2 separate regions of the Homo sapiens genome follow, and region 2 is linked to region 1. A link is a loop called in an ENCODE intact Hi-C map of the cell type or tissue named here. Cell type or tissue: heart right ventricle. All regions are shown on one strand. Links, peaks and the distances in the headings refer to the core of each region. The heading gives the core; the rest is flanking DNA.

Evidence for each region. A loop is a pair of places that touch in the nucleus more often than their neighbours do. Peaks named below come from ENCODE experiments on the same cell type or tissue, not always from the same donor. Only the 100,000 strongest peaks of a DNase experiment are listed, where the experiment ranks them.
Region 2: a loop joins it to region 1, with 5 times the contacts of the local background. A loop is called at or near these places in 3 of 110 quality-filtered maps.

The regions. Positions count from the first base shown.
Region 1 is chr20:23,913,871-23,929,962 of GRCh38, reverse strand. It overlaps the pseudogene CSTP1. Among named protein-coding and RNA genes, the nearest start is that of CST5, 42 kb to the right of the region's middle. RefSeq lists an enhancer at 11,490-12,281. In heart right ventricle, for the core only: no CTCF peak of the experiment used is centred there; DNase peaks (open chromatin) are centred at 8,742 and 9,572.
Region 2 is chr20:23,855,919-23,872,010 of GRCh38, reverse strand. No RefSeq gene overlaps it. Among named protein-coding and RNA genes, the nearest start is that of CST5, 16 kb to the left of the region's middle. RefSeq lists enhancers at 2,498-3,323, 3,324-4,149, 4,698-5,225, 10,380-11,188. In heart right ventricle, for the core only: no CTCF peak of the experiment used is centred there; no DNase peak of the experiment used is centred there; H3K27me3 peaks cover 2,163 bases.

The DNA.
Region 1 (16,092 bases), core at 5,014-13,013:
GCTCCCATGCCACATCCTCAGAGTGACCTTTCCTGGTCCCTCTTTCTAGATAGACAGGACGAAGGGAAGGATCAAGAGAGAGACCTAGAGGAAGATGTTACACACTTTTAACAACCAGATCTCTAGAGAACTCACTGACTATTGTGAGGACAACACCAAGCCATGAGGGATCAGAAACTATGACCCAAACACCTCCCACCAGGTTCTACCTCCAACACAGGACTGGAATTCAGCATGAGATTTGATGGGGGTGTATATTCAAACTATCTCATAAAGTAATTGTTGGAAAGACTAGAAACAAGAGGTTTAATTGTTTCCTTTTAGCAATTCCTGACTGGTGCCCATATCTGGGAGACACAAGACAGCATTTAACTCTTCCCAGATACACATAAGTGATCCTGATCGCCTGTGTGCTCTCCTCACTGCTGAGGTGCTGGACCCAAACATTACATCAGAACAGCAAAGCAATGTGGGAAGAAGAGCCCAGCTCTCCTTCATACACCACGCCCTAACCAGAAAGTGACATGCTGAAAAATAGAGAAGCCAAGGGCATGAGAAGGACCTAGGAAGGGCTACTGCTTTAGGTAAGAAAACAATATTTAAAGAAGCTGGAATCCACCTTTAGTTTCGATGAAGTGATGCAGGAGAGAAACAACAGAAGCAGGACTGGGGACTCCCATATTGGCTACCCTATTTTTGTTTGATTATTTCTCAGATATTTAGAACTTTCTAAGCCAACCTGGAGAGGGACGGGGTAAACTCAGCTCCTGACTCCTGAGCTTCAGTGCCTTCCTCTGGACACCTCATCTCAATCCAGATATTACAGGAAGCCAAATTTTCCTCAAACAGCCATCTATAAAAATCTGTATTTTCGACATCAGACTGGTCCAGGCTCACATCTCTCTCCTGGATTCTGTGCAGGGAGCGGAGGTAGACACAGGAAACAACCACAATGCACGGGGCCTCGCCTCTCACTCTGTGAGGCCCCGCCCACTCTGAGGCTGGGCTTGGCCACGTGACCTGCTTTGATGAATGAGACAACGGCTGGCAGGAGTCTGCAATGGCTGGGGCCGGGCCACACCTAGGCGCTGAGCTCCTGAAATAAGATCTTGGAACTCGTCTTCATGTGAAAGCATCCTCTAACCTTCTTAAGGCTAAAAGACCACCTGGAAAGAGATGCCCACTGTGCCTGCTGAGCACATTCCCAGCCTACCTCACCTGAATGCAGCCCGCGAGTGAACCCAGCAAGACCAGCGCAAGAGCCGAGGACAGCTCCAGAGTCGTGAGAATCCATACATTACGTGACTTTCAGCTAGGAAAATTCAGGGTGGCTGCTGATGCAGCAGCAGGTAATGCATACAGGATGCTCTGAACAGCTCTCCCAGCAAAGACCCACAGTCCACCCCATGTGGGGTAGAGAGGGGGAAAATCCCCTCCCCCATAGACTGTGGTTTCTGCTGGTGTCTGCAACTGCCATGGGGCGGCTGGAGGGCAGCCCTTTCCTTCTGAATCCAGCCTACATTTCATGCTCTCCATCTGCCTTCTCACCGGCTTGCATCCTCTTTCTATAGCACTAGAACTATCAAACCCATCAAGCTGCCCCCGGAGGGTGAGCCTTTCAAAAAATCTTAAACAGGTGCAGGACCAGGTGCACTCAGGATTGTGAGCAAATTTCTAGGTGCAGAACAGTCCAGACTCTCAGCCCAAAGTTCAGGCCAGGCCAGAGCCCACTTGCCTGCAGGAGGCACAAGGGAGGGTAGGGACAGGTTTAGATGCCAAGTACTCATCAGAGTTTCAATTTAAGGACACTCGGAAGCCATGGGAGGCTGTGAACCAAGGATCACAATCTGATTTGCTGCGGTGGGTAGGACAGCACAGGAGTGGAGGCACAGAGTAGAGTGAAGATTCCTCAAAGATCAGACAGTCACAAGACATCCATGAGCGTTCTCATAGCTGTGGCAATGTGAAGAACAAAAAAAAAAAAAAAGAAAGAAAATACAACTCAGAGAATTTTACAGGACTTTAATTATTATTGTCTGGGGAAAGATGAGGAATAGAGTGGAAACATGATATATGGACAGATACATAGATTTGATACATAGATATATACATAGATTAGATAGATGAGATCAATTGATCAATCAATAGGTATGTCAGGCACTGCACTATCAACTCACAAGCATTTGATTTAGTTTTCCTGACACTAAATCTATTTGTTCAAAATACTCACTCCCTGTACCCCACTCTCCATGGCAAAGTGCACTTCTGCACCACTTCCTTTGGGCTGGGCCGTGTGATTTGCTTTAACCAAAGGAGTTTAACCAAAGGTGTGAAGTAACCAGAAGTTTGAAACAAGTTTGTGCAATTCAGCTTGCCCTCTTGCACCCTGCTCTTGCCATGCGAGAATATGAAAAATGTCAGCTATCTCCTTGGAGAAGGATCACAGATGTGGAGCAGAGCCAGCTCAGACAATCCCATTCCAGGTCAGTGACTCCCAGCTGGACTGCAGATGTGAGCAAAATAACTGGTCATTGCCATAGGCCAATGAGATCATGCAGTTCCTTATTACACAGCCTATTGTAATCATTGTCATTCCTGTTTTACAAATCAGGAAACAGAAGCACCAAGAGAATGAATATCTTGTCACAAATATATCTCTTGTCACAGCCATGGGCAAGGATGGGGCTACTAACACAGATGGGGACACTAGTCGAAGGGTAGGTCTATGGGCAAAATGAAGGTCAATGGACATACAGAACTGGTGATGCCTGCAGGACATCCAGTGATAACATCATGGGCAGGGCAATGAGGAGCTTCACTGCTGGAAGCCTGAGCTTGGTTGAGATGACTCAAGATAATTGCAATAGGGTCAACACTCTCACAATAAAAGAGAGAGAGCTCAACTATGAATATAAAAAGGGCAAGTGAGGATATATAGCCAAGGAGCAGGGAGCAGGGTTAATAGATTAAAAAAAATTACTAAGCAGAGACATCAAATGTGGGAGTTTCTTGCTAAATTGACCTAACAATATTCTTGCTAAAGGCAGGACAAAGCCTTAGACATCAAAGTTGAGAAATGAGGAACTTGGTCAGATGTTGAGGGTGATCAGATACCAAGGGTGAGGGGATTCTTTCTGAACTGACTTAGCAGGATTCTTTCCTAAACCTGGGCACTGCAGCCCTCGCAAGAGCAGGAGGTAGGGGCTGGGGACTAGGGTTGAGGCCAAGGGAAGAAGGTGGCTCAGACGAGCTTAACTAAGGTTTGGTCAAGGTGAGTCTTATCTCTGGATCCAGCCCCTCTGTGACAGGAGGAAAGGGCAGGCAGGGCCACAGGAGCAGGCAGGGCTGTCCTGATGGCCTCTGGCTCCAGCTCCAGCACTCAGTGATTGAGTTGAACAGGATTCCAACCAGGAACAGGAACCACTCTCCACAGTCACTGCACTTTGCTAAAGGAATTGATATTTAAGGTTACACAAACAGTGACAGGGAAATCCCAGCAGTGACCCAAACAGGATAAGAAAGTCTGACCACCCAGAGATGCCAAGGGGATTGCTCTCCCGCTCAGAGCCATCTGTTTCCCTTGAGGCCAGTCCCCTGCAGTCTGCAGCCCAGGGAGTCAGGCGCAGCCCAGCCTGCCCCAGCTAGCAACCCGAGTTCCTGGAGGCCTCTCCCTGTCCTCTTCACTAGGCTGTGTGGTTCTTCAGTCACTGGCTCTGCTCTGGTGAATGCACTCCTTGAGAAAGTCAGTGGTAACTTATAATCCAAAACCACGAGCACTGTTCATATACTGGTCCCTGAGCAGAAATGTCCCAAGGATTCTCTTTTCCCCATGAAGCTCAAAACAGTCAGACCTCAGACACTGGGCTCTGCCCTCTCGTCACATTCGGCAGGGGCTGTCAGCAGCCTTCCCCATGAGTATCACAGTTTCCCAATGATGTGGCATCATCTCAAAACCAAATGAGATACCAACATTGGCCCATGGTCTAGAAGCATCTGGTGGGGAGGGAGAAGGAGGGAGGGTGTGTGTAAGGGAAGGCTTGACCCCAGAGAACTCCAGGCACTCTATAAAGGAAGCTTCTGGGCTTCCCCTTTGAGAAACCAGCAAATCAAGTGGCTGCTCTGTCCAAGCTCCTACCATAGATGCTGAATGTTAATTTCTCAAAACCCAAATGTGCAGAATCTCAACTCTTGGCCAACTTGTCCTGACCACTTGCACCTTTAGTAGATGTTTATGTGCTTGATGATTTATTATAGCATTGTTTAGTGTTCACTTATTATTGCTTATTTATTATAGAGAACTTCTGCCACTCACCTAAATTCTCACTAATTCAGATCATGAGATCAATAGTACCCCACACAGCCTGGGAGAACACAGCTTTCTTTTTCATCACCTGGCAGAAGGGAAACATGCCCCCTCCTGTGCAGCTGGACTTCTCCAGGTTACCTGGGTGCTGGAGGCCCCAGGCTCAGTCCTGGGTCCATTGTTTCTCTCTGGGTCCCTATTACCTTGTCCTTGAAGCTGTAGGTTACAGGAATCAAGGCATACACAGCTGTGTCATGTTTTATTTTTTTTAAGATGGGGTCTATGCTGCACAGTTTCCCTATGTTGTCCAGGCTGGTCTGGAACTACAGGGCTTGAGGGGATCCCCCGTCATAGCCTCCCCAGTAGCTGGGATTACAGGTGCACCACCACATCATGCTACTGAGTCATTTTCAATCATGCTTAAATGTCACTCCTGAAGCCCGCTTATCTTGCTGCTTCTGAACTGTCAGACACTACTGTTTACAAAGCCGCCCACCTCTCCAGATGCATGATGCAGAGAAGGCAAAACATTTGCCTAAGGTCACCAAATATCTGGAGCAGCTGTCCAGCTACCCTAACCTTCCACTTCCCATCACCCGCACTGGACTTGGCTCCCGTAGCTCCTGAGAGTGCCCACCAATGCTGTCTGTCCTGTTAGGATTACAGCAGTCATTGATCAGGACAGCTGGCCCTCCCTGCAGCACATGCTAGTGTCCTGACAGAGGATGACCATAGGTAATGTCATCACATTCAGGGGTGCAGGTCAGCACTCCAGCCCCTCTTCCCCCACATTCCACTCACCACTACCCTCCCCCTATCTGGGTGACCTGCACCTTCTTCCTAGTGATAGAAGTTAGGAGATTTGTGATTATTTAATCTTACCCTCTGTACAACACATCTTCCTGAGATTGGAGCCCCAGTGGCTTCAAGAAGCTGGGGGCCACAGAGAAGAACCAACCCCCACACTTGGGAGATGACCATTGTGCTTGGAAGTACCTGGCCAGGGGCTGACCCCTCTTTCTCTTATCTGTGGAGCTCCCAGTCTTTCTTGTCTAACTAGGAGGCATCATGCGCTGCCCTGTTTGAGGGCCTTCCTTCCCTCACCCAGCAGTAAACACCATCCCTGGGCCTCCTACTGTATCTGCTGGGGTGCACAGCTTTTCTAGGGGTGCTGGATTCACAGTGGGTGAGAGGGTCACTTGGCCTTGGGTAACAAGTTTCCCAATCTTAACAATGAATATGAGCATCCGTAAGTAATATTGTTCCCACTGCCGGGTTCCTGCTGATCCAGCCCCAGCCATGGCTGAGACCCAGGATTACAGCAGGTCTGGGCTGACACTGGCCAACCCTCACCTCCACCACTCCCAGGAGAGTCCTCTGGGTCCCTGGCAAAGGCCCAGAATTTCCTGGCGTTTCTGGCCAAGGCTGCCACTTCACCATAAGGGATTTGCCACAGGGTCACCTTTAGGCATGGAGGGTGGGGTTGAGAGAACAAAGGGAGCAGCTGTCTGTTCAGAGCCTCCTTCCACCCTCCCCACTCCTGGAGTCACATTCCAGCCCAGGCCCGCAGCCATCCGAGCTGGGGACTTTGTCACCCCACAGAGCACCCAGCTGACCCATCTCCTCATCTGGGGAGAAGGAGAACTCACAATCCTGGCAATGAAGCAACTCAGGGCTCGCTGGAAAGCCACGCTGAGCAAAGGACAAAGACACACATGGGCTCTCTCTGCAGGACTCCATTCCTGGGAAGCTCAAGGACAGGTGACAAAGGAGTCTACAGGGCTGGATAGGGGCTGCCAGGGTGGGGTGGGCACGAGAGTGGGCTTGAGAGGCAAGAGGATACCATCTGGGGCAAGGCAGATGTCACAGGTCTGGACAAAGTGGTAACACAGGTATATGCATTTATGAAATCCCCCAAGTTGGGCACTTGCAATTGGGCATTTTATTGTATGTAAATCCGACCTCATTCACTGTAATGTCATAAAGTCAGATGAGTTTTCCAAGCAGTGAAGAGAGGAAAGGAGCCCGAAGTGTGGCTCCCACATTCATCCCGCGGCTGCTGATCCCTGTACTGCCAACTCTTACCACCTGCCAGGGGGTCTCCCTGCACCTTCCACTTGGCCCCACCCCCAGTTACTGTGAGACTCCAGGTCCTTCTCTTCCCTGCTCACGTTCCCTCCAGGGGCTTCCTCTTCCTGGAACAGGCACACTCAGCCCCACCTCAGGGCCTTTGCACTGGCTGTTCCTGCTGCCTGGAGCTGTTTCCTGTCTAAACAGGGCTTCTCACCTTTCCAGTCTCATAGAGACCTCCCTGACCAGGGTCCGGTGGCACCCATCTCTCTCCACCCTCCATTCTATTTCACTTCCTGCAGAACAGATCTACTCCCCTCATCTGATCACTGCTCCCCATCTCCACACACACCCTAACTTCGGCTGTGCAGTTCCACAGCCACCAGCCACAGGTGACCATGGGATGTTGGAAATGGGGCCAGTCCAAGATGACACTTGGTCTAAGTGTAAAAATTTCAGAGACTTACACATACCCAAAAGAATGTAAACTCTCTTATTAATAATTGTTGTTCCTATGTGTTGAAATAATATTTTCGATATATAAGGTTAAAAAAGAGATATTCTTTAAATTATTTTCACCAGTTTCTCTTTTCTTTTTTCAATGTGTTTCCTAGAAAACAGAAAATTGCTCATGGGTTCATGTCACAATCTGTTGGGCAGCGGCTCTGCAATGTCACGTCCATAGCTCAGTCACCCAGGCTCCATCCCAAGCTCTAGACCACATGGTGCTGGGAGAAGTTGGTGACAGGTTTGTTTATTAAATAATGAGTTATGAAAAGAGAACCCACTGACTTTTTCCCAAAAGGTTAATTCCTTTATGTTTGGCAAAGAAGTTCCCCAGAACAGGGAATGGACAAGGTCTTCCAGGAGTGTTTAAAATAGTCTCCCTGCGCCAGGGATTCCCAACTTTCACCAAGTGCTCTCAGATTTCCCTGACATCTGAAGACCCCAGGATGCCAAGCCTTTTATTTTTCCCTTTTCTAAGGAAGTAGAAGGTCACCTTGTTTCACAACACAGACAGCAGTGTCACCTTTCTGGAGACCAGGGTGACCCAATCTTGGGAGCACTGGGAAGGAAGGGCAAGACTGAAGTGAGCTGGGGATTGGAGAGAGGAGTTAGGAGAAGGGGGAGATGGAGGAGAAGGGCCTGGAAGAACAGGGGGACTTAGGCAGGGAGAGAGGTGAGGGGAGATGGAATGGGAGACAAAGGAAAAAGAGGAGGGGCAGAAAGAGAGGGAGAATCTAGGGGCAGGGCATGGAAGGACGTGGGGCTGGGGGCCCCCAGGCTGTCTTGCTTTTATCCATTTATCCTAATGCACAGCTGCCTGCTGGTCTGGGCTCCCTGCCTCAGGATCATGCCCCTTCACTCTCCTGCACTTCCCCCTTCTCACTCTTTGTCCTTGTCCCAGCAGACCACAACCTGGCCCCTGCACACTCCACTGCCCTTGCTGGCTGCCCTGTTTGTGGCCCTAGCCTAGAGTCCCCCAGCTCTGGCTAGAAAGATCATTCAAAGTGACATCTGTGATGCAGACCTTAATGATGATAGATGGCAGCATGCCCTGGACTTCGCCATCAGTGAGTACAACAAGGAGAGAATGATGAACACTACAGTCACCCCGCAGGTGCTGCCAGGCCAACAGCAGGTGGGTGATGCCACCACCCAAGGGGTCCTGAGTCCCAGCCAGATTTGCCCCCTAACCCCAAGAGCATTCCCAGCAAATCAGCACTGACACATTCATGATCTAATGCTCAGACTCATTCAGCTTTCTCTGACTGTCTGTTGACAGCCTTCATGCCCTAGGACGCTCCCGGGCCATGAGTGCATGAGCTCAGCCCTGTCCTGTCCACTTGGCCTCCTTTAACCTGCATCAGCTCCTGGGTCTGTGCCATGACCGTGGCATTTCCCAGGGTCCAGCAGGTGTGGATGGAGACTATGCTGGCTCTGGGTGGGCTTGGTGCTGCTCAGGATGAGATCCAGGCCATAAGGCTCATCCTCCTCCCTGAGTCCTCTCTGCAGGGGCCACACCGGAGCCTAGCTCCTTGTCCTGCAGAGCCCTGCTTCCCTCCCAAAGTCACACCCCTGGGCACAACCCCCTAGGGCGAGTGGCCTTCACCCTCAGGCTGGCTGACCACCCCCGACAGCCCAGGGCAGCTGAGTTCCTTCTGGGGTGGAGCACGCCTGACCCTGCTTTTGCCAGCTGACATAGCATCAGACCTCAACCAGATGAGGACAGCAGTCACCCAGCATAGTGGAGGAGGGGGTCAGGTCGGGAGGGAGCTTCAGCAGGGCTACTGGTTCCATTTTGACCTGCATCCCATGGCACAGCAACAAACAGTGACACAGCCTTTGGCTCTCCTCCACCTTCCCTTGGAAATTCAGAGGAGTCCAGACCAGCCCCGTTTCTCCTCCTGCAGCTGTCAGCTGGGGCCCTCTCCCTGCACAGGAGGGGCACTCCCTGCTGCCAGGATCCCTGCTGGCCTGTACCCCTCTCTCAAGTGTGACACTCACATGGGATGATAAGGATCACTGGGCCCTGAAGCATGTTTTACAGTGAGCAAACTGACACCAGAGAGATCTCAGGACTTGCACGTGGTCCCCGGGGCTCCTTGTCTCACACTGCTTCACAGTTCTCACCATTCATGTCTGGAGGAGGCCTTGTGCAGGGAAAAGGGCTCAATTCCACTCTGCAATCACAAATATAAGACATGCAGGTGTGCTGCTCACTTTAGAAATATTGCTTCCAACAACACACTTAGAATGGAGATCCTACAGAGACAATATGTTATTGGCCTAAAACATCTGTGCATGTGAAGCCTCTCATTTCCTGCTGTATATGAAGCATAAATAAATCTAGGTTAATAGAGGGAATGAGATGCTCTATGGGCTGGATGCCAGGAGCTGGAAGTTAGCAGAAATTTCATCATCAGGTGACAGCCTTCCTAGGACAGGTCAAGTGTCCCTGGCCTCTGAGCCACAAGTAGCAGAAATCAGTTAATCCTTTGCTGTGGGAAAGAGCATTCACTTGCTGCTTAAACCCGCCCTGCAAACCTGGTGCCAGGACTGTTTCTTTGCCCCACCCTGGCTGGCTCCCCAGAGCTGTGCCTTCTATTCCTGAATCCAATGAAGGGGGTTTTAGGCCTTGGCTTCCATCTGCCCTGCCCTTGCTTCTCCTCCTACTGGGCTGCATGAGACACCTTGTTTCAGTTACTTAGAGAAAACAAGTTATCAGGGAGGCCTGGCGCCCGGGGCCACTGCCAGCCAGTGTGTATGCCTTGTGGGTGACAGTGTGGGCGGTTCAGAAAGGCAGGCATGAAGCCCCAGGCAAACCCAGTGACTCAATCACAGTGAAATGCCTGTGTGTGCACGGAACTGACAGTGTGCTTCCCATGCACCCTGCTCTTTCGTGCTTGTAGATGTGGGCTGGGTGAGCTACTTCTTTGATATGAAGATAGACCTAACCACATGCACTAAGTCTCAGCCAGACTTGGACAACTGTCTCTTCAGTGACCAGCCACAGTTGAAGGAGGTATGTGACTGATGTGGGTCAGGGATGTCAGGCAGTGCAGAGGGGTGTGAGTGGTGTGTGTGTGTGTGTGTGTGTGTGTGTGTGTGTGTCTGCTCCTGCACATGTTTTGAAGGGAATGGAGCATGAGTGCAGATGCATGAAAGCCATGCATGCATGGGTGTGCGCATGTGCCTGTGGAGATGCATGTGGGTTTGTGCACACACGTGCAGGTGCCTGTTGTGAGGGGCATGCATGTGTGTGTGAATGTGGAGTTATATGTGTACATACATGTATGTGGGGGTGGTATGCATATATGGGTGTATGTGGAATGGAGCATGTGTGTGCCCACATGTGGGAGGTACATGAGAGTGTGTGTGTATGTGGGTAGATGGATGTTTGAGGGAGTATGCATGTGGGTTCATGCATAGATCTGTGTGGGTGAGGGTTGGGGTGAGCTTATGGAGACGCCTATGTGTGTGCAGATGAGGTGGTGTGGAGACGGGTGATTAATTTGATTTGCTAAGAGGGCTTTAGCTTGGGAATGGGGGTACTGGGAGCTCCACCCTGTGTGCTTTGGGGTATTGCCTGCTGGACTGGAGGAGGGCTGGGTTCTGGTCAGAGAGAAGAGGCTCTGTCTAATCCCAGCCTCATGCACCTGCCCACAGCCACAGCCTCTCTGAGCAGATTAGAGGGAATTAAATGCCTGTTAGCAGTGAAGCCCTGGACCTGCCCCAGCTCACCCAACACCAGCTTCTCTAAGAACCCAGGATTTCTTGTGAGGTCTCTGTTCAGGGGAGAGCCACACTCTCCTTGTCATCTCCTCACTACCCTTTTGAGTTACAGTTTCCAGTTCCCTGGGTTCTTCCCTCTGGTCCCTCTTAGTGCTGGCCTGAGTGCTGGAGGTGGAAGGAGCTGGGGGCAGTGAGCCACCTCCCCCTGCCCTGCACCCTTGGGGCTCCCGAGGCCATGCACAAGCTCGGGTTGTGCTGGGGCAGGAATCCTGCAGGCTGGGGTGGGGGCCCAATGCCACCTGGTGACTTGGAGCCTTGAGAGGGGTGATGGAACAGTCACTGTGCAGTCGGGCTCAGTGCTCTGGGACTCAGCGGGGGAGGGTGAGAACCCAGTGTCTCACCTGGATCTGTCCTTGCCCCACTCTGAAATGATATACCTGGGTGTCTTCTGATTTAACTGCAACCCACACTGATTGTCCCCCTCTCTTTCCTTTCACAGAAACAGTTCTGCTCTTTCCAGATCTACGAAGTTCCCTTGAAGGACAGAATGTCCCTGGTGAAATCCAGGTGTGGGAAAGCCTAGGGGTCTGTGCAAGGCCAGCCGCACTGACCACCTCCTACTCCCACCCCCTGTAGTGCTCCCACCCGTGGACTGGTGGCCCCAACCCTGGGGGAGGTCTCCCCATGTGCCTGCACCAGGAGCCAAAAGAGAAGGCAGCAGGAGGACTTTGTTGCTCAGCAGGGGGCTCTGTCCTTGCTCCTTTTTTCTTGCTTCTCACAGCCCCCCACTTCCTGCAATTAAACAGTAGCATCGCCTCCCTCTGAGTTCTTGGCTGTCTAGGGATGTGCACACAGAAAGGTTTCCGCAGTTCCTTTATGAAACCTCCTTGTCCTGCTGGTGTGGAGATCAGAGGAGTATCTGGGAGCTGACATGGCCACAGCAAGGCTGTCAGGGGAGCTGCTGCTATAGGAGACCTGAGCCTCAGAGCAGGGAGCGAGCAGCCAGGGGCTCGGGACCCAGGCCTTCAGCTGCAGCAGCCCCTGGTGAGGGGGTCAGGGAGAGGAGTGGGCCCAGGCTGCTGCCCGCGAAGCTGGGCTGCTGTTTTGGTCTGAGCTCTTGGTCAGACCAGGAGGAGGGGGCTGGCTATATCCACAGCCAGGGGCCAGGCCTCAGTGGAGCTCGCCAGGCCGTAGATTCCATCTGTGCTTGCAGAGTTGAGCAGACTCCAGGGACTGAGCTGCTCTCATCAAATCCCCTAGACACTAAACATATAGCAATCGATGTGTGCTTCTTTCCATAGGAGATTTTAGGCCCCTACATGGAAACAAAGTCCAAAAGTGTGTGTTTGTGTGCGTGTAACTGATTGGAAGAAATGCCAACCAGACCAAGGATGGGCAAGATCACAGAGAAAGCAGCGCCTGCTGTCATCCGTTCTGGGAGGGTGCAGCCCACGCTGGGAGGCGGTGCCCTATGAAGGTTTTAATAATTCGCGCCCACAGGTCCATTATCTGGACTTGAATTGAAAACCAGTCCTCATGTCAAGCTTAATGTTAGGGATGGAAAAGTTAGAACACAAGCAGGACTGCCATGCAATGGACTCTCTTCTTTTTCCAAGGAGGTTCTATTTAATAAATAGAACACATCCTTTTCTTGTCAGCATCATCCTGTAGAATAGTGGATATTTGTGTCACAAAAATCCACTAAGATGTAGCCCGTCCTGCACAGCCCTTCCTTTTGCCATTTCAAGACAGAGGAGTGCAGCCCTCACGGCCAGTGCCTCTGGGGCAGGGCTCTCAAATATCTTCCATGCCTACAGCTGCAGTGAGGGAGGGCTGCTGCCATGAACAGTGAGGGTAAAATGCCAAAGGGAAATCTGCCCAAACAGCCCTGAGGCCAGCACCCCATATGCTACCCTAGAAAGCCAGGAGGAGAATGGTCTGACAGGGACAGTAGGAAGCATCTGCTTCCATTTGCTCTCCACCGCGATGGGATTTAACAGAATCTTTGGGATGTAGGAATGAAGCAGAGCCCAGGAGGCCATGAGCTGGGGAGATGTAAGTCTGGGCCTCAACCTTTCGGTGGAGGGTGTGCTTAGTGATTCATGCTTTTGCTGGGAGACAGGTGCAGAGGGCAGAGCAGCAGGTGGTGGTTGGTGGAAAAGTCTTCCATGCAGCGAGGTGCTCATAATTTTCCACGTGGATAAGAGATCTTTTTTCACGCAAGCAACCACCACCTAGGCACACAGTGAACAGCTGACTTCGTGTAAATCATTCCCTTTTCTGACACAATTCTTTCTTCCTTGGGGAAGTTTGGGTTGAAGTCATGGCTCTGCACAGGGCTTTCCCCACCATCTCCCTGTGTGTCTGCTCCCTTGGAGGGGAGCAGGAGGCAGGGAAACTGAGAGTGTGGAGGTGCTTCTTCTGGGCCAAGAGATGGGCAGTGAGCTGTGTCCCGAAGCCACTGGATCTTTAGAGGAGTGCAAAGAACTCCCCTGATCAGGTCATGTTCAAAATATTAACCTCTTCTAAGAGTTCTTTTAACATAAATTACACACCAAATCAGTGGTAAAACACTGAAACTGCAGAGGTTAGAAACATCTCAACCAGCATAGAGAAATCACTCTGCAAGGAGGAATGAGTGCATCGGAGGCCTGGGAAGTGTGAGACAGTGCAGCCTTTCCCTGGGCAGGTGGACGCTCGGCACAACAAGCACAGATGGATCAAGATGCTGTGAGGCCTGAGGCTCCTGTGATATAGGGGCTCCCTGCATGGAAAATAGAGCAATACTAGCAATACAAAAGAAAGCACAAAAGTTAATGTTTATTTACGAAGAGAAAACAAATTACAGCAAAATACTCATTTTTTAAAATGCTGAGATATACTACAAACATCTACAAAATCCAGAAAATAACACATATCCTAGTGCAACCAGCCACCAAAATCAGTACTGTAGTCAACACATTCAATATTGGCTTGTTGCAATAAGGGAATACAGTCACATCAAGGATCCTCAGATGACTCGACAAACAAAGGAAAAGAAGTTATCATAGGATTGGAAGGAGGGATTTTGAGGCTGGATTGATGCACTCAGAGCATGGCAGGCCTCCGTGTAAAGGAGCCAGGGTCAGGTATGGTCTGGTCTGCAAAGTGGACCTAGGTCCTGTGTCCTCAGAACCCATAAAGTCCAGCCAGATGTGGAGATTCTTTCTAGAAACCCCTTCTCTGTAGCTCTGTGCTTCTGGTTTAAGGTGGACCTAGATCCTCCAAGCAGTGGGATGTTCTTCTTACTCATAAGCAAAGTTTCTGACAGCCCTGACGCTAGAGAACAAGGTCTTCCATTGAGTCAGAAAGCAGTCATCAGCCAAGGAAGAGTCTGCTTGACTTTTCAAACCTGCAGCTTGAGAGAAAAGTTGTTTCCTGTTCATGATGCCACTGGCTTTGACCCCATCAGTCCATCCATCCACCCTGCAGATGAAAGGGCAGATTTGCCTTGCCTTAATCCACATGATTTGTATTGCCTCATATAATTTTTTTAATTAATTAGCTACTTGACACAAACACATAATAATTTCTTCCTATATTTCCTACTTAGCTAAGGAATCCCTGCTTGCCTCATCATATGACATTGATTTGGTAACAGAATTTTCTATAAATATAGCAGAAATATAAGCCACTTTTTCCACCAACAGGTTTGATCACTTGTAAAATTAATGGCATATAATGTTTCCATTCTAATTTAAGACTCGTAATTGTAATATCATGCAATTTTTTTGATTATTATCTAATTTGGAAAAGCCTCTTTTAGTTTCCTTTCATAGGTGAGCAGTAAGATTTTAGTATTTTCTAAATGTTCTTGACTTATGGCTTAGGATCTTAAAGACTATTGACAATGTCACTATCACAGCATTTTAAAACTGTCACTGTTGTAGTGAACTCCAAAATTGTGTAAATGTATCATTATGTGCTATGTTGATTAGCTCATTGAATGTGCAGGAGGAGTTTGTCCTGAAACAAGTATCTCTTCAAGCCCTCTCACCTGTTGGTCGCTATTTTATATCTGTGTTGCCTGGAGCTGCCAGAGGTCATCAGGATAAGAAGGGCAAGGAGGGAGTTTCCCATCTGTCGGGTCTGTGCCACGCACATGCATATGTTCTTGCTGTGGACAGTTTCAAAACAAAGGTCTGTGCTCTACAAATGTCAAAAATCAAGATTTCTATCAAAGTTCCCATCAAAAGTAAAAACAATTACATGGTGCACTAATTATATATATCAGATTAGTGAGTACATTTTCAACAGGAGAAAACTTCCATTTTTGACTAGGTGTCAAAAAGAAAGAGATCATCCATTCACAATTGCCCATAATTCTGCTGGGAATAATTTTCTACACAGTGGCGTCTGGCTCCACACATTGCAAACCTTGTTTCCTCTGCACTGATCACAGGCTTTCCATGTGTGGTGCTGGGAATTGTCCTGAACTAGGAACCGTCTCTGTCCCTGCTGCTTTGGGTCAAATCCTAGGCGGATGGTGGGGCCAGGCCTGGGGCCATTTTTACAACAGGGTCTCTAGAGACAACGTAACTATGCCCAGGAGTGGCTGAGAACCACAGGAGTGTGTTCCCCTCACCCCAGGTTAAATGCGTCCCAACTCAGCTTCCTCTTAGCCAGATACCAAAATGCCTGTGTCCACCCACACAGCATGCAGGAGGAGAGTGGGAAAGAGAAAGTCAGAGTAAACAAAGGCAATGCTCTTGAATAACTGCAGTTTAAATACTTGACTTTCTAAAATTGTAGAAAACATCCAGCCAAGAACACCTGTTGCTCGGCCCTGCTCAGACCCTTTTCTGGGGTTGTGAGGAGCCCTGCACTTAAATACCATTAGCTTCCTGGAAACCCCCCTCTGACAATAACATGGGCAGACTCCGGTATTCTTGCATAGTGCATGGGCCAAGGGGATGTGCGGAAGGAGGCAAATCCACTAATCACAAAAGTAGAAGGAGACCAGGAGAAGAGATGAGGGAAAGAGAAACTCATGTAGAAGAAACCTGTAGAGGCATTGGGACCTGCTGAGACGGCTTTTGGCTGCATGTAAACAAAGTTCCCAATGAAAAATGTCTTGAATGCAAAGGGAATGCTCTACCTTCATGATAAGAAGCCCCTGGGTGAGGCAGGCTTCAGGAACAGAACTCCCAGCATGTAGCTCTGCTTCCCTGGGATTCTCTCAGCCTTGCCTTTCTGTTCTTGAAGCTTCTGCCCTGAGCTGGTAGCAAGGCGGTTGCAACAGCTCCAGACATCACATCATCAACACCAACATCCAGAGGCAGAAAGAGCCTTGGGAGGAGCCTCTGTTCCACACCTCCTTCCTGATTATGGGGAGGCTCTTCCTACCCACTCCCCAGCTCACCACCCCTGCTGTCTCATTGGTCAGGGCCGGTTCACATGCCCGCCCCCTACACCAATTCCTGTTAGGAATTCACATCATTCAT
Region 2 (16,092 bases), core at 2,588-10,587, 56 kb after region 1:
CTATATGGTATGTTAATACAAAGCTCTTTCCAAAAACAAAAATAAACACATGTGTGTATGTGTGTATATAGACATATACACAGACATATACACATATGTATACACAGAAACACATCTGAGGGAAAGAGAGAGAAAGGGAGAGAGGATGAGAAGGGAGAAGAAAAAGAAAGAAGAGAAGAATTTTGCATTTTTCTGTTTCATTTGAATGTTATTACAATGTCACGTTGTTCTAATTATTCTAATTATTTTAAATGTCATCCATGGGTGTTTGGGTGATGATATGGGTTGTTTTTCATTGTACCCTCCCTATGTCTGCATTTTAAAAACTAACAAATGCTATGGCTGAATGTCTATTGGTGTGGTTGATATGCCTGCATATGCTTAATAGCACATTAATTATGAGTGAATCAGGAGTTGATATTCAGCATCAGGGGTTTCCCCTGCCCCCTGAGTTGCAACAGTCATTTAGAATTCAATACATTTTTTCCTTGTTTTTCATGACACTGAGTATTTCTGAATAGATCCTCTCTCAGCTACACTGTGAGCTCCTGGGGAAAAGAGGGTATCTTTGCTCACATTCCCTAAGGAGCGTTTACTAGCAAAGAGCTCATCATTCCTGTGGACACGATGATTGCAATTAGCAGGTGGACTCCAGCTTGGCTTTAGAGTGCTTGATCTATTTCAGTCTCCTGTATTCTACTTCCACTGAATGTAAGGAGGAGGTAGTCTGCTGCTTAGTTATGTTGAAAGTAAGAAACATCCAAGTTTTGAGAGGTTGGTCTGCATTTAATTTCAGCACAAGCTCAGAAAATTCCATTCACATCTCAGCACCCATACTTACACATTGAAATGGTGCGCAGTCAGTGATTGCATTAGGAATCTGATGAAAATTGTAGAAATGGTGTGTGTGTTTGCATACTTCTGCATAAACACATTCATAAACTTCAGAGTACAGTGGAGTTTCTATAAGCTCTCAATGAACTCTCATATTAAGGGACCTTGTTCTGGAAACCTGAACAGCCATTGTCAATTCCCTTCCTCTTGCCTGTTCCTGAGGCAATGGACTTTCAAGCCTTCCTCACCTCTGGGGAAATAGATCTCAGGTCCAGCCAACAACTGACAAGCACTTGGCCAGGTTACTACTAAAAGAGTATCTGCTGGATAAACAGAGAAAGGCTCCCTGAGGGGAGTTTTCTCTCTCTCTCACTCTCTCCCCCCACCCCCAACACTCTTCTCATGCCCTGTGGCCTCCTGCTGCTCCTTCTTACTCCTCACCTTTCAGGCTGTGGTGTGAGACAGGATGTCTAGGGCTATGGTGTCCACCTTTCACTCATGAGCCATGTGCCCAAGAACAAAAGCCCAAGGAACAATGGAGAAGATGGAAGGAAAACACCTGGGCCCCTGCTGACGACGCTGCACCGACTCTGTGAACACCACCCACGGCCTTTGGTAAATAACCAGTGTCATCATGGGAGAGGCAGCCAGTGTTTCTCAGGACTCCAGCTATCTGCAGCCAGGACTCTCCTAGGAGCAATGGAGCTGACACATTACTTAGTGTCAGTCCCAGAGCCAGGGAGGCAAATGAAGCTTACTGTGTGACAAGAACATAATTAAGCTGAAAATTACATGACCTGACACCTTATCCTCAACCTACCTCCTACTAATTTACTTACGAGTATAAGGGGTTTCTGGTACCTGCCCAACCTTCCTCATCAGGTGGATCAAAGAAAATTATATGTGAAAATATTTCACCAAGTCCAATACAGATGGACACTTTGGATTTCATTTCACTAGGGATAAAGAGGCAAAAAAAAAAAAAAACCCAGCTGAGTAAGAGATTTTTGGTAACAAGTAACTTTACAGATGAAGCATTGGTTTTCTTCAGCGGGTCTCATGGGTGTGAGAACATTTGGATCATCTGTTGAAGGGAGATATCCAATCTCCTAAACAAAAATGTTCCATACTTTCACAGACCTAACACCCACTGTAGTTTAAAAGGCAGGATATTTGTGGTGTGGGCCCTGACTCCACCATCTCTTGGTTAGGGTTCCTGGAAATAGACTCAGATGGAGATTCACAGGCAAGAGGCTCACTGAGGCATGTGCTGGGGAGGCAGGGATGTGGGTCAGGGCAAAGGGAGAAGTCAGGCTGGGGTGCAGCTCAGCAGAGGCCACAGCAAGGCCCATGGAGAGCTCTGCAACGGGGATGGCCTCAGAGTGGTGGCCTATTGGGGCAAAAGAATCAGGCCTTTGTATCCCCATAGAAGCCATTTATCTGAAATAGGAAATTCCAGGAAGGGCATGAATTTGGACAAAGCAGCTTCTTTTGACTCAGATCAATGCCCACAGAGGGACTCAGCTGTGAGCCCTCAGTGGCCACACTCCCAGCAGCTGAGAGAATGAAGTCTCACTGGTAAAGGAGAAACTGCGGGGGGAGCCCCACTGAGAGAGCAAGGGATGTAATCTCTAGGAGACTCAGTTAATTTATCTGTACAATGGGAAAAATTATTACCATTACTGCACATTGTAACTTAAGAAATAAATGAAAGAGTATATTTGAAAAGTGACACTGAGCCCTGCATTATGTTATGTAATTATTGGTTAGTAAGACATGCATACAGCAAAGGAGGAAAGATGGGTGACACCTGACAGCATTTCACATGCCCCCATGTGAAGCACAAATTGTTACTCGGCCAGTGCCTCTTAACCAACTCTTAGGTGCCTTGTGTGATGCTGAGTCCTGGGAATAAAAAGACACATAAGACATTACCTCCTGCAAATGCAAAGAGGTATATTACTGAGTTAGCTAAAAGTATGGGAAATGAAAAGATGAGATTACTCTTATTTGTAGAAGATTTCTTCATGTGTCTAGAAAGCTCAGAAGAATCAACTTAAATGTTATGAAAATCAGTATCGGTATTTGGCAACATGGCTGAATCCCTGGCAAAAATTCAAGCATCAGTAGTTTTCCTAGAAGCTAGCAAAAACTAATTGGAATGTGTGAAGAACAAAATCTCACCTCTAGAGGCAAGAAAATGGACAGAAATATTTTTAAAGAAAAAGGTACTGTTGTAACCAAGCGAGTTATAGAGAAATGCCACACTTTGAGACTAATTCAGGAGTCCTTTATTAGCCAGCGACCGAGAGACGGCTAGCACTCAAAATTTTCTCGGCCCCGAAAAAGGGGCTAGATTTTCTTTTATACTTTGGTTTAGAGAGGGGAGGGGGAGCCTAGCTGTAGCAATCTTACAGAAGTAAAACAGGCAAAAAAGTTAAAAAGACAAATGGTTACTGGAAAACAAACAGTTCCAGGTGCAGGGGCTTTAAATTCATCACAAGGTGATAGATGTGAGGGCTTTTGGGTGCTATCTATGCGACACAAACGTGGGGGTACTATCACCTGGGTGAATTCTTGGGAACTGTGGACATAGCTTGCCACAGTACCTTCTCAGTTAATTGCACTCTTTGATGTGCTGGGAGTCAGCTTGCACAACTTAAGTCCTTGAGGAAGGGGGTGGGTAAGGAGCCCTTGATGTCTTGCAAATGAAGGAGCCAAATGGAGTCCATCCGGCTTTCTCAGCTAAGGGAGAGTCTATTCATATTAAAACAAGGTAAGGTATCACAGTACTTTGCAAAATACTGTTCATAATATTCATAACAATGTTATTCGCTATAGCCGAAAGGTAGAAGCAACTCAGATATCCATTGATAAATAAATGGATAAAGAAACTATTATATACCCATACAAGGAAATATTCTTCCATCTTAAAAAGAAAGGAAATTATGACGCATGCCACGATATGAATGAACCTTGAGGAAATAATGCAAAGGAACATAAATCAGACAAGAAAAGGACAAATACCATGTAATCCAACTTATATGAGCTACTTACACTGGCCACATTCACAGAGACTTAGAATAGAATGGTGGTAAGGAAGGCTTAAGGGATAGGGGAAATGGGTAGTTGATGTTTAATGGGTACAAAGTTTCATCTGAGAGGATAAAAAATTCTTTCATTGAAGAATGGGGATGTCCGCACACCAATGTGATGTATTTAATGATGCAAAACTCTATACTTAAATACAGTGCAAATGACAATTTTCATGTTATCTGTATTTTATCATAATAAAATATTTTTAAAGATATGAGCAAGTTCTTAGTGAAAAGTAAGAAAAATTTACTGAGAAGAGAGATAAAATATGACTAGAGCTTATTTTTTTGTATGGGAAGAACAAATAAGGTAAAGATGGTAATTTTTTTCAAATGAATCTATAGTTAATTGTGTTCCATTCAAAATACATGACAATAATTTTGAAGATACTAAAAGTCTTGTGGAAAAATAAACTGAAATAACTAAAAATATTTGGAAAATTACTCATGATGCCTTATATTAAAATATATTATAGAATTAAAAGAATGTGATGATGATGCAAAATAAACACTGTACACAAATCTGTTGCTTATTCTCTGTTGTGGCCGTCAGTTCATAGCCTACTTCGAGAAGCACCACGTGCTGGGTGCTCACATGGTGCTGGGTGCTGGGGAGGCTGCAGACAGCAACAACCCCAGGGATGGGCAGCTATCATGCCAGGCACCACCAAGTAAGAGCCCGCCCCAGCCTAGGCGGATGGAGGTCCGAAGGAGGGGGGCTTCCTGTGAGTGAAGGCACCTGTGCTGAGACTGTGGACTAGGACTGAGAATGAGGAAGCGGCTCAAAGCAAGCATTTCAGAACGAGGGCTAGAAAGGAGGCGGGGAGGGAACAGTCTGGCAGGGATCTGCAGGGTTCCCTTGTGGAGGGTCTCTGTGTGGGAAGTGCAGGCTGGTGGGGGCAGTGCCTTGTGCCCAGCAGGGCCTTTGAGCCACACTAGTGAGATTGAGGGTGGTTGCCCTATAGCAGAGAGGGCTCTCTTAAGCAGAGAGCAAAATATTGAAAGGGGTGTGCGAGAGACAGCATTCAGAGCACTGGGGGAGATGCAACAGAGAAGGTCATGTGTTATTCTGTCAATTGTGACAACATAGATAAACCTGGAGGACATTATGTTAAGCCAGACAGAGAAAGACAAACATTACATCATCTCATTTATATGTGGGATCTAAAATGCCAAACTTATAGAAGCCATGAGTAGAATGGTGAAGACCAGGGAATGGAGCAGGGGGAACGTTGAGGAGATGTTGGCCAACACATCTGTATCTCTTGATATAGAAGAACATTATACTATATTAGAAAGAAAAAAGATAAGGAATAATCTATGTGGCATTATCCTGATATATAAAGAGAGAGAGAGAGATTAGAAAATGTTAACAATGGTTATTTCTGGATATAACGGGGGAAAAAATAACTGACAGCCTCAAAGGCAAGGCTGTGGAGCAAGAGGAACTATTGTACTTTGGCAAGAATGTAAGATGGTACAATCACTTTAGAAATGTTTGTTATAAACTGAAGTATATGCTAACCCCATTGATTTTTGTGTGAATGCAAGAGCATTTGTTATACCTTTTCTGATTATTAAAAATTGAAACCAACAGTTTTAAAGGGAGCCAAGACTCAGGGTGTGTCAGGACAGAGAAGTGGGAACTGTGGAAACACAGGGCTATTGAGCACAGTGGCTGGGAAAGGGCATGGGGTCTGAGAGCCGCAAGAGACTTTTGGAATCTGAATTTGCCAACTGAGTGTGAGAACTACTTGACAGAGCTTCCATCCTGGGTGCCTGGCTGCTGGTGAGCTTAGCACGTGAGATAGTGAGTTCATTTGTGGAGGTTTTGAAGTTGATTTAAGCTTCCCAAAGAGCTGGAAATACAGATGTGAAGTTAGAAGAAGTTGGGTCATATTTATGTATAATATATAATATATATTATATATAACTATGTATTATGTATGTTTATATAATATATAAAATATTTTATACATACACATAAAGATACCTTTAAAAGACAGGAAAGCAAAATGCAAAAGACTCTGAGTTGTGCGGAAGAAAGAATAAAATTTAGGTGTACAAACAAGAAAATGTAGAAGAAATGGGCTGGGTGCAGTGGCTCACGCCTATAATCCCAGCACTTTAGCAGGCTGAGGCGGGCAGATCATTTGAGGTCAGGAGTTCCAGACCAGCCTGGCCAACATGGAGAAACCCCGTCTCTACTAAAAATACAAAAATTAGCTAGGCATGGTAGTGCATGCCTGTAATCCCAGCTACTTGGGAGGCTGAGTCAGGAGAATCATTTGGACCTGGGAGACGGAGGTTGCAGTGAGCTGAGATTGTGCCAGTACACTCCAGCCTGGGTGACAGAGTGAGACTTTGTCCCAAAAGAAAAAAAAAAAAAAAAAGAAAATGGAGAAAAAATGGATAAATTCCTGGAAATATACATCCTTCCAGGATTGAACCAAAAAGAAATAGAAATCCTGAACTGACCAATAATGAGTAGTAAAATTGAATAAGTAATAAAAAAAATTCTGAAGAAAATAAAGCCCAGAACCAAACAGGTTCACTGGCGAATTCTATGAGACGTACAACAAGGAAGTGATAGTGATTTTACTGAAATCTTTCCAAAAAATCAAAAAGAAGGGAATCATCCCTAACACCCTACAAAGCCAGCATCACCGTGACACCAGAGCCAGGCAAGGACACAACAAAAATAGAAAACTACAGACCAATATCCCTGATGAACATAGATGCAAAATTCCTCAACTAAATAATAGCACACTGGTCCAGCAGCACATCAAAAAGATAATACACTACAATCAAGTGGATTTGATTCAAGGGATGCAAGATTGTTTTAACATATGTAAGTCACTAAATATGATTCACCACATAAACAGACTTTAAAATTAAAATCATATGATCATATCAATAGATACATAAAAAGTATTTGACAAAATACAGCATCTCTTCATGATAATTCTTACCAAACTAAGCATACAAGGTACATAGCTAAAAATAATAAAGGCCATATGTGACAAACCCACAGCCAACATCATACTGATTGGGTAAAACTTGAAAGCGTTTCACCTAGGAACTGGAAGAGGACAAGGATGCCCACTGTCCACTCCTATTTAACAGAGTACCGGAAGTCCTAGCAACAGCAATCACGTAGAAAAAAGAAATGAAGAGCATCCAAATTGTAAAAGAGAAAGTCTAACTTTCTCTGTTTGCCAATAATATGGTCTTATACCTAGAAACCCTTAAAGACTACTCCAAAAGACTCCTAGATTTCATAAATGACTTTACTAAAGTTTCAGGATTCAAAATCAAGGTATATAAATCAGTACTTCTATACACCAATGATAATGAAGCTTAGAGCCAAATTAAGAACTCGAGGCCATACATAATAGCTACAAAAAATAAAATACCAAAATCATTTAATCAAGGAGGTAAAAGATCTCTCCAAGGAGAACTACAAAACACTGATGAAAAAAATAGATGACTCAAACAAATGAAAAAACATCCCTTGCTCATAGATTTGAATAATCAATATTGTTAAAATGACCATACTGACAAAAGCTTTCTAGAGATTCAGTGCACTTCCTATCAAATTATCAATATCATTCTTCATAGAATTAGAAAAAAAATCCTAAAATTCAATCCTAAAATCCTAAAACCAAACCAATCTTAAACAAAAATAATAGAATTGGAGGTATCACATTATACTACAAGGCTATAGTAAGCAAGACAGCAGGGGCCTGATATAAAAAACGACACATAGATTAATGGAACAAAATAGACACCTAGAAATAAAGAAAGATACCTCAATCAACTTGTCTTTGACAAAGTTAAGAAATCATACACTGGGGAAAGATACCCTATTCAATAAATGGTGCTGGGGCAATTGGAGAGCCACATGCAGACACATGAAACTGGACCCTTGTCTCTCACCATATACAAAAATTAACTCAAGGTGATTAAAGACTTAAATGCAAGAACTGAAACAATAATATCACAGAAGAAAACCTAAGAGAAACTCTTCTGGATATTGATCTAGGCAAAGAATTTATGACTAAGTCCTCAAAATGAAGCCCAACATCAACTACCTTAGACAAATGGGACTTAATTAAACTGAAAAGCTTCTGCACAGCAAAAGAAATAATCAACAGAGTCAACAGATAACCTACAGAATGAAAGAAAATATTTGCAGTGTATCTGATAAAAGACTAATATTGAGAATCCACTAGGAACTCAAATAACTCAATTAAAAATAATCCCATTAAAAAGTGGGCATGGTGCCAGGCGTGGTGGCTCATGCCCATAATTCCAACACTTTGGGAGGCTGAGACGGGCGGATCACGAGGTCAAGAGTTTGAGACCAGCCTGACCAAAATGGTGAAACTCCGTCTCTACTAAAAAAAAATACAAAAATTACCTGGGCCTCGTATCCCGTGCCTGTAATCCCAGCTACTCAGGAGGCTGAGGCAGGAGAATCACTTGAACCCAGGAGGCGGAGGTTGCAGTGAGCCAAGATCATGCCATTGCACTCCAGCATGGGCAACAGAGAGAGACTCCATCTCAAAAAAAGTGGACATAGAATAGCACCTAGGAATACAACTTACAAGGGATGCAAAGGACCTCTTCAAGAAGAACTGCAAACCGCTGCTCAAGGAAATACGGCAGGACACAAACAAATGGAAAAAAATTCATGCTCATGAATAGGAAGAATCAATATCATGAAAATGGCCATATTGCCCAAAGTAATTTATTGATTCAATGCTATTCCCATCAAGCTATCATTGATTTTCTCTGCAGAATTAGAAAAAAAACTACTTTAAATTTCATATGAAACCAAAAAAAGATCCCATATAGCCAAGCCAATACTAAGCAAAAAGAACAAAGCTGCAGACATCAGGCTACCTGACTTCAAACTATACTACAAGGCTACAGTAACCAAAACAGCATGGTACTGGTACCAAAACAGAGATATAGACCAATGGAACAGAACAGAGGCCTCAGAAGTAACATCACACATCTGCAACCATCTGATCTTTGACAAATCTGACAAAAACAAGCAATGGGAAAGGATTCTCTAGTTAATAAATGGTGCTGGGAAAACTGGCAAGCCTTATGCAGAAAACAGAAACTGGGCCCCTTCCTTATATCTTATACAAAAATTAACTCAAAATGGATTAAAGACTTAAATGTAAAACCTATAACCATAAAAACCCTAGAAGAAAACCTAGGCAATACCATTGAGGACATAGGCATGGGCAAAAACTTCATGACTAAAACACCAAAAGCAATTGCAACAAAAGTCAAAATTGACAAATGGGATCTAATTAAACTAAAGAGCTTCTGCACACCAAAAGAAACTATCATTGGAGTGAACAGGCAATCTAGAGAAAGGGAGAAAATTTTTGGAATCTATCCATCTGACAAAGGGTTAATATCCAGAATCTTCAAGGAACTACAAGGAACTGCAATATAAAAACAACCCCAGCAAAAAGTGGGCAAAGGATATGAAGAGACATGTGTCAAGACATTTATGCAACCAATAAACACATGAAAAAAAGCTCACCATCATTGGTCATTAGAGAAATGCAAATCAAAACCACAATGAGATACCATCTCATGCCAATTAGAATGGCAATCATTAATAAGTCAGGAAACAACAGATGCTGGCGAGGCTGTGGAGAAATAGGAAGGCTTTTACACTGTTGGTGGGAGTGTACATTAATTCAACCATTGTGGAAGACAGTATGGTGATTCCTCAAGGATCTAAAACCAGAAATACCATTTGACCCAGCAATCCCATTACTGGGTATATATCCAAGTGATTATAAACTATTCTACTATAAAGACACATGCACACATATGTTTATTGCAACACTATTTACAATAGCAAATAATTGGAACCCAAATGCCCATCAGTGATAGACTGGATAAAGAAAATGTGGCACATACACTATGCAGCCATAAAAGAGAATGTGTTCATGTCCTTTGCAGGGACATAGATGAAGCTGGAAACCATCATTCTCAGCAAACTAACACAGGAACAGAAAAACAAACACCACATGTTCTCACTCATAAGTGGGAGTTGAACAATGAGAACACGTGGACACAGGGAGGGGAACATCACACATCGGGGCCTGCCAGAGGGTGGGGGACAAGGGGAGGGAGAGCATTAAGACAAATACTGAATGCATGTGGGGCTTAAAACCTAGATGACAGGTTGATAGGTGCAGCAAACCACCATGGCACATGTACACCTATGTAACAAACCTGCACATCCTACACATATATTCCAGAACTTAAAGTAAAATTTTTTAAAAAGTGGGCATAGGACATGAACAGATATTTTTCAAAAGAAGACATACAAGTGGCAAACAAACATGAAAAAAATGCTCAACATCACTAAATATCTGAGAAATGCAAATTGAAACCACAATGAAATATCATTGTACACCAGGGAGAAAGGGTGTTATTAAATGTCAAAAGACAGCAGAGTGCAGTGGTTCATGTCTATAATCACTGTGGGGAAAAGCAAGAGAGATCAGATTGTCACTGTGTCTGTGTAGAAAGAAGTAGACATGGGAGACTCCATTTTGTTATGTACTAAGAAAAACTCTTCTGCCTTGAGATTCCGTGACCTTACCCCCAACCCCGTGCTCTCTGAAACATGTGCTGTGTCAAACTCAGGGTTAAATGGATTAAGGGCGGTGCAAGATATGCTTTGTTAAACAGATGCTTGAAGGCAGCACGCTCCTTAAGAGTCATCACCACTCCCTAATCTCAAGTACCCAGGGACACAAAAACTGCGGAAGGCCACAGGGACCTCTGCCTAGGAAAGCCAGGTATTGTCCAAGGTTTCTCCCCATATGATAGTCTGAAATATGGCGTCGTGGGAAGGGAAAGACCTGACCGTCCCCCAGCCCGACACCCGTAAAGGGTCTGTGCTGAGGAGGATTAGTATAAGAGGAAGGCATGCCTCTTGCAGTTGAGACAAGAGGAAGGCATCTGTCTCCTGCCCGTCCCTGGGCAATGGAATGTCTCAGTATAAAACCCGATTGTACATTCCATCTACTGAGATAGGGAAAAACCGCCTTAGGGCTGGAGGTGGGACATGCCGGCAGCGATACTGCTTTGTAAAGCATTGAGATGTTTATGTGTATGCATATCTAAAAGCACAGCACTTAATCCTTTACCTTGTCTATGATGCAAAGACCTTTGTTCACATGTTTGTCTGCTGACCCACTCCCCACTATAGTCTTGAGACCCTGACACATCCCCCTCTCGGAGAAACACCCACGAATGATCAATAAATACTAAGGGAACTCAGAGGCTGGAGGGATCCTCCATATGCTGAACGCTGGTTCCCCGGGTCCCCTTATTTCTTTCTCTATACTTTGTCTCTGTGTCTTTTTCTTTTCCAAGTCTCTCGTTCCACCTTGCGAGAAACACCCACAGGTGTGGGGGGGGGGTAACCCACCCCTTCAAATCACAGCACTTTGACAGGCCAAAATGGGAGGATTGCTTGGGGCCAGGAGTTCAAGACCAACCTGGACAAAATAGTGAAACCCTGTCTCTACAAAAAATAAAAATGTCTTGCCATGGGCCTGTAGTCCTAGCTACTCAGGAGGCTGAGGCAAGTGGATCATTTGAGCCCAGGAATTTGAGGTTATAGTTAGGTATGATCATGTCACTGCCTTTCAGCCTGGGTAAGAGTGTGAGACCCTGTCTCAAAAGAAAGTCAAAAAACAATAGACATTGGAGAAGATGTGGGGAAAAGAAAAAAATTATGCACTGTTGGTGGAAGTGTACGTTAGTACAACCTCTATAGAAAACGGTATGATGATTTCTCAAACAACTAACACTAGAACTGCCCTGTGATCCAGCAATTCCACTACTGGATAGGTACCCCCCTAAAAAGAAATCATTATGTAAAAATGACACCTGCACTTGTATGTTTCTTGCAGCACTTTTCACAATAGCAAAGCCATGGTATCAATGGACAGATGGACAGGTGGATAAAACAAGGTGGTGTGTGTGTGTGTGTGTGTGTGTGTGTGAATACTACTCCATATATATATATCTATATATACACACACACACCCACACACACATATATGTCCAATACTACTCCATATATATATATATATATATACACATACACACACACACATATATGTCCAATACTACTCCATATATATATATCCATATGTGCGTATATATATACATATGTATATATATATCTCCAATACTACTCCATATATATATATAAATATATATATATACACACACACACATATATATATATATACACACCATGGAATACCACTCAGCCACAAAAATGAATGAAATTATGTTTTTTTTTTGCAGCAACATATATGGAGCTGGGGGCCATTACCCTTATTGAAGTGACTCAAACTGAAAATCAAAAACTACATGCTCTCACTTGTAAGTGGGAGCTAAACAATGGGTACTCACAGACATGCAGAGTGGAATGATAGACAGTGGAGGCTCAAAGGTGGGAGAGTGGGATGGTGGTGAATGTGAAATATCACCTAGTGGATATAATGTACATTATCTGGTAATGGGTACCCTAAAAGCCCAGATTTCACCTCTATGCAATATATCCACATAATGCAACTACATCTGTACCCCAAAATCCATAAAAATAAATAAATCCCCCAGGTTACACATATACAATTAGGCATCTTATTGTATGTAAATGCTACCTCATTCAAGGCAATTTTTAAAAATCAGGTGAGTTTTCCAAGTAGTGCACAGAGGACCAGCGCCGGCAGCATGGCTCCCTGAGGGGAGGAACAAGAGATACCCGTGGGCTCCCACATTCATCCCGCGGCTGCTGCTCCATTTCCTGACACCCCCACCACCTGCCAGGAGTCTCCCTGCACCTCCCACCGGGCCCCACCGGCAGTTACCCTGAGACTCCAGGTCATTCCCTTCCCTGCTCACACCCGCCCCAGGAGCTTCCTCTTCTTGGAGCAGGCATGCTCAGCCCCGCCTCAGGGCCTTTGCACTGGCTGTTCCCGCTGCCTGGAGCTCTGCTTCCTGTCTAGACAGGGCTTCTCACCTTTCCAGTCTCCCTGACCAGGGTCCAGTGGCTCCATCTGTCTCTACCTAATACTCTTTCACTTCCAACAGAGAGACTAATTTCCTGATATTAATTATTGATTATCGCTTTCTTATCCTCCATACCCTAAGGAGCAGAACCACTGCCACCAGCCACATGTGGCCATGGGTCACTGAAAATGAGGCCAGTCCAAAATGACATTCGGTCTAAGTGTAAAAAAAAAAAAAAAAAAAACAGGGAATTTCAAAGACTTACACACATTCAAAAGAATGTAAACTATCTCATTAACAACTGTTCCCATGGATTGAAATAATATTTTGGATATATTAGGTTAAACAAGAAATACTATTAAAATCACTCCCTCTGTTTCTTTTTCCTTTTTTAACGTGTCTATTATAAAACTGAAAAGTGCTCATGGGTTTGTGTCACATCTCTGTCCATGGCTCGGTCATCCGTGCTCCATCTCCAGGTCCTAGACCACGTGGTACCCGGAGGAGCTGATGAAGAGTTTGTGTATTGAATAATGAGGACTTATGGAAAAATAACCTAATGACCTTTCGCAAAACATTAATTCTCTTATGTCTGGCAAAGAAATTCCCCAGAGCAGGATGTGGAATAAGCCTTCCAGGAGCTCCTGAAATCATCTCTCTGTTTCATGGATTGCCAGACCGTGACCAAGCTTTCACTGATGCCTCTGAACACTGAAGATCCCAGGAGCGCCCTGGACTTTTCCCTTTTCTGAGGAAACAGGAGGTCATTATACTTTCACAGCCCAGGGAGCAGTGTGCCCTCTCTGCAGACAATTGTGAGCCAGCTTGGGAGCAATGGGGAGGAGGGGCAGGGCTGGAAAAGGGGTGGGAGTGAGGAGAGTAGTGAGGAGGAGGGGGAGACGGAGGAGCAGACTGGGGGATGGAGGGGCAGGGGGATCTTAGGCAGAGATGGAGGTTATGGGCGGGGCAGAGTTAGACCTCAGCCAGATGAGGACAGCAGTCACCCAGCAGAGTGGAGGAGGGGGTCAGATTGGGGGGTGGGGCGGGGGGGTAGCTTCAGCAGGGCTACCAGGCTCAGCTTGACGTGCATCCCGTGGCAGAGCAGCGAACAGTGACACAGACTTTAGAGCTCCCCCACTTTCTCTTAGAAATTCATTGGTGTCCAGACCAGCCTCTTTTCTCCTCCTGCAGCCATCAGCTGGTGCTCTCTGCCTGCACATGAGGTGCATTCTCTGGTGCCACAGTTCCTCCTGGCCTGCACGTCTCTCTGAAGTCTGACAGTAACTCAGAGTGAAGCAGTGGATGATGTGAATTATTGGGCCCAGGATCCTAATTTACAGATGGGGAGACTGATGCCCTAGAGAACACACAACTTCCTCTTGGTTCTGCAGCCTGGTTCCCAGGGCTCCTTCTCCTGTGCTTCTCCCCAGTTCTGACAAGTTGCGTCTCGAGGATGCCCTGTGCAGGGAAAGCATTCAATTCTCTTCTGCAATAGCAAGTTGAAGACGTGTGGGTGTGTGACCCTAGAAATACTGGAGCCAAAAATCCACTCAGAATGGAGGCATTAGAGAGGAAGTCTCCTTTTGGCCTAAAACATCCACTCAGAATGGCGGCATTAGAGAGGAAGTCTCCTATTGGCCTAAAACATCCACTCAGAATGAAGGCATTAGATAGGACGTCTCCTATTGGCCTAAAACAACCACTCAGAATGGAGGCACTAGAGAGGAAGTCTCTTGTTGGCCTAAAACATCCATTTGTGTGAAGCTTCTCATCTCCTACTGCTAAATGAGGGAATAAACAAATCTGAGTTAAATGGAGGAAATAAGATGCTCAATGGGCTGAAGTCTAGAAACTGGAAGTTAGCTGAAATTTCATCATCAGATGACAGCCTTCCTAGAAGAAATACAGGGTCCCTGCCCCTTGGGCCAGCAGAATTCAGTTAATCCTTTGCACTGGCACAGAGAAAACAAGTTACCAGGGAGGCCTGGGGCATATCACCCCTGCCATCCGGCAGGAGGTGACTGTGTGCCTTGCAGGTGGCAGTGTGGGCAGCTCATGAAGGCAGGAATGAAGCCCCAGGCAACTCCCGTGACTCAGTCATAGTGAAGTGCCTGTGTGTGCATGAAACTGATGGAGAGCACTGTCCGTGCATCCTGCTCTTTCACGTGAGTAGGTCGTGGCTGCAATGAACTACTTCTTTGATGTGGAGATGGGGCAAATCACATGTGCCAAGTCCCAGCCCAACTTGGACAACTGTTCCTTCCATCACCAGCGAAAACTTCAGGAGGTATGTGCCTGATGTGGGTCAGGGGACAGTTGCACACTGCAGAGGTGTGTGTGTGTGTGTGTGTGTGTGCTCCTTCACATGTTTTGAAGGGTATATGTGTAAGCGCATCGGTATGCCTAGAGCAGGGCATGCAGGCATGGGTACATGTATGTGGAGAGATGCATGTGTGTTTGTGCACACACGGGCAGATGTGTATTGGGAGGGACATGGAAGTGTGTGCATATGAAGTTATATGTTTGTGCATGTACATGTGAGTAGGTGTGCAGGTGTGGTTTTGCTCATGGAAAGGTGTATGTGTACACGTGCAAGTGTGTGTGGGGTGCACGGGAGTGTGTGTGTGCATGTGGCTGTGTGGGGGAAGTATGGAGGTTTTTGCATAGATCCATGTAGATGAGGGTTGGGGTGAGTTCATGTAAATGCCTATGTGTGTGCATGTAGGTGAGGTGCTGTGGAGAGGGGTGATGAATTTGATTTGCTAAGAGGGCTTCAGCTTGGGAATAGGGGTACTGGGAGCTCCACCCTGTGTACTTTGGGTTGTTGCCTGCTGAACTATAGGAAACAGCTGCAGGGCTGGGTGCTGGACAGGAAGATGGGGCTCTGCTGTGCAAAAAAGCCTCCTGATGCCTTCTCTGCCTGTCTCCTGGTGCAGGCCTGCAGAGGAGACCTCCCCCAGGGCAGGAACCACCAATTCAAGGGTGGTCCCCTCCTCCCAGCCTCAGGCACATGCCCACAGCTATAGCCATGCTAAGCAGATTAGGGGGACCTAGATGCCTGTTAGCTGAAAAGCCCTGGACCTGC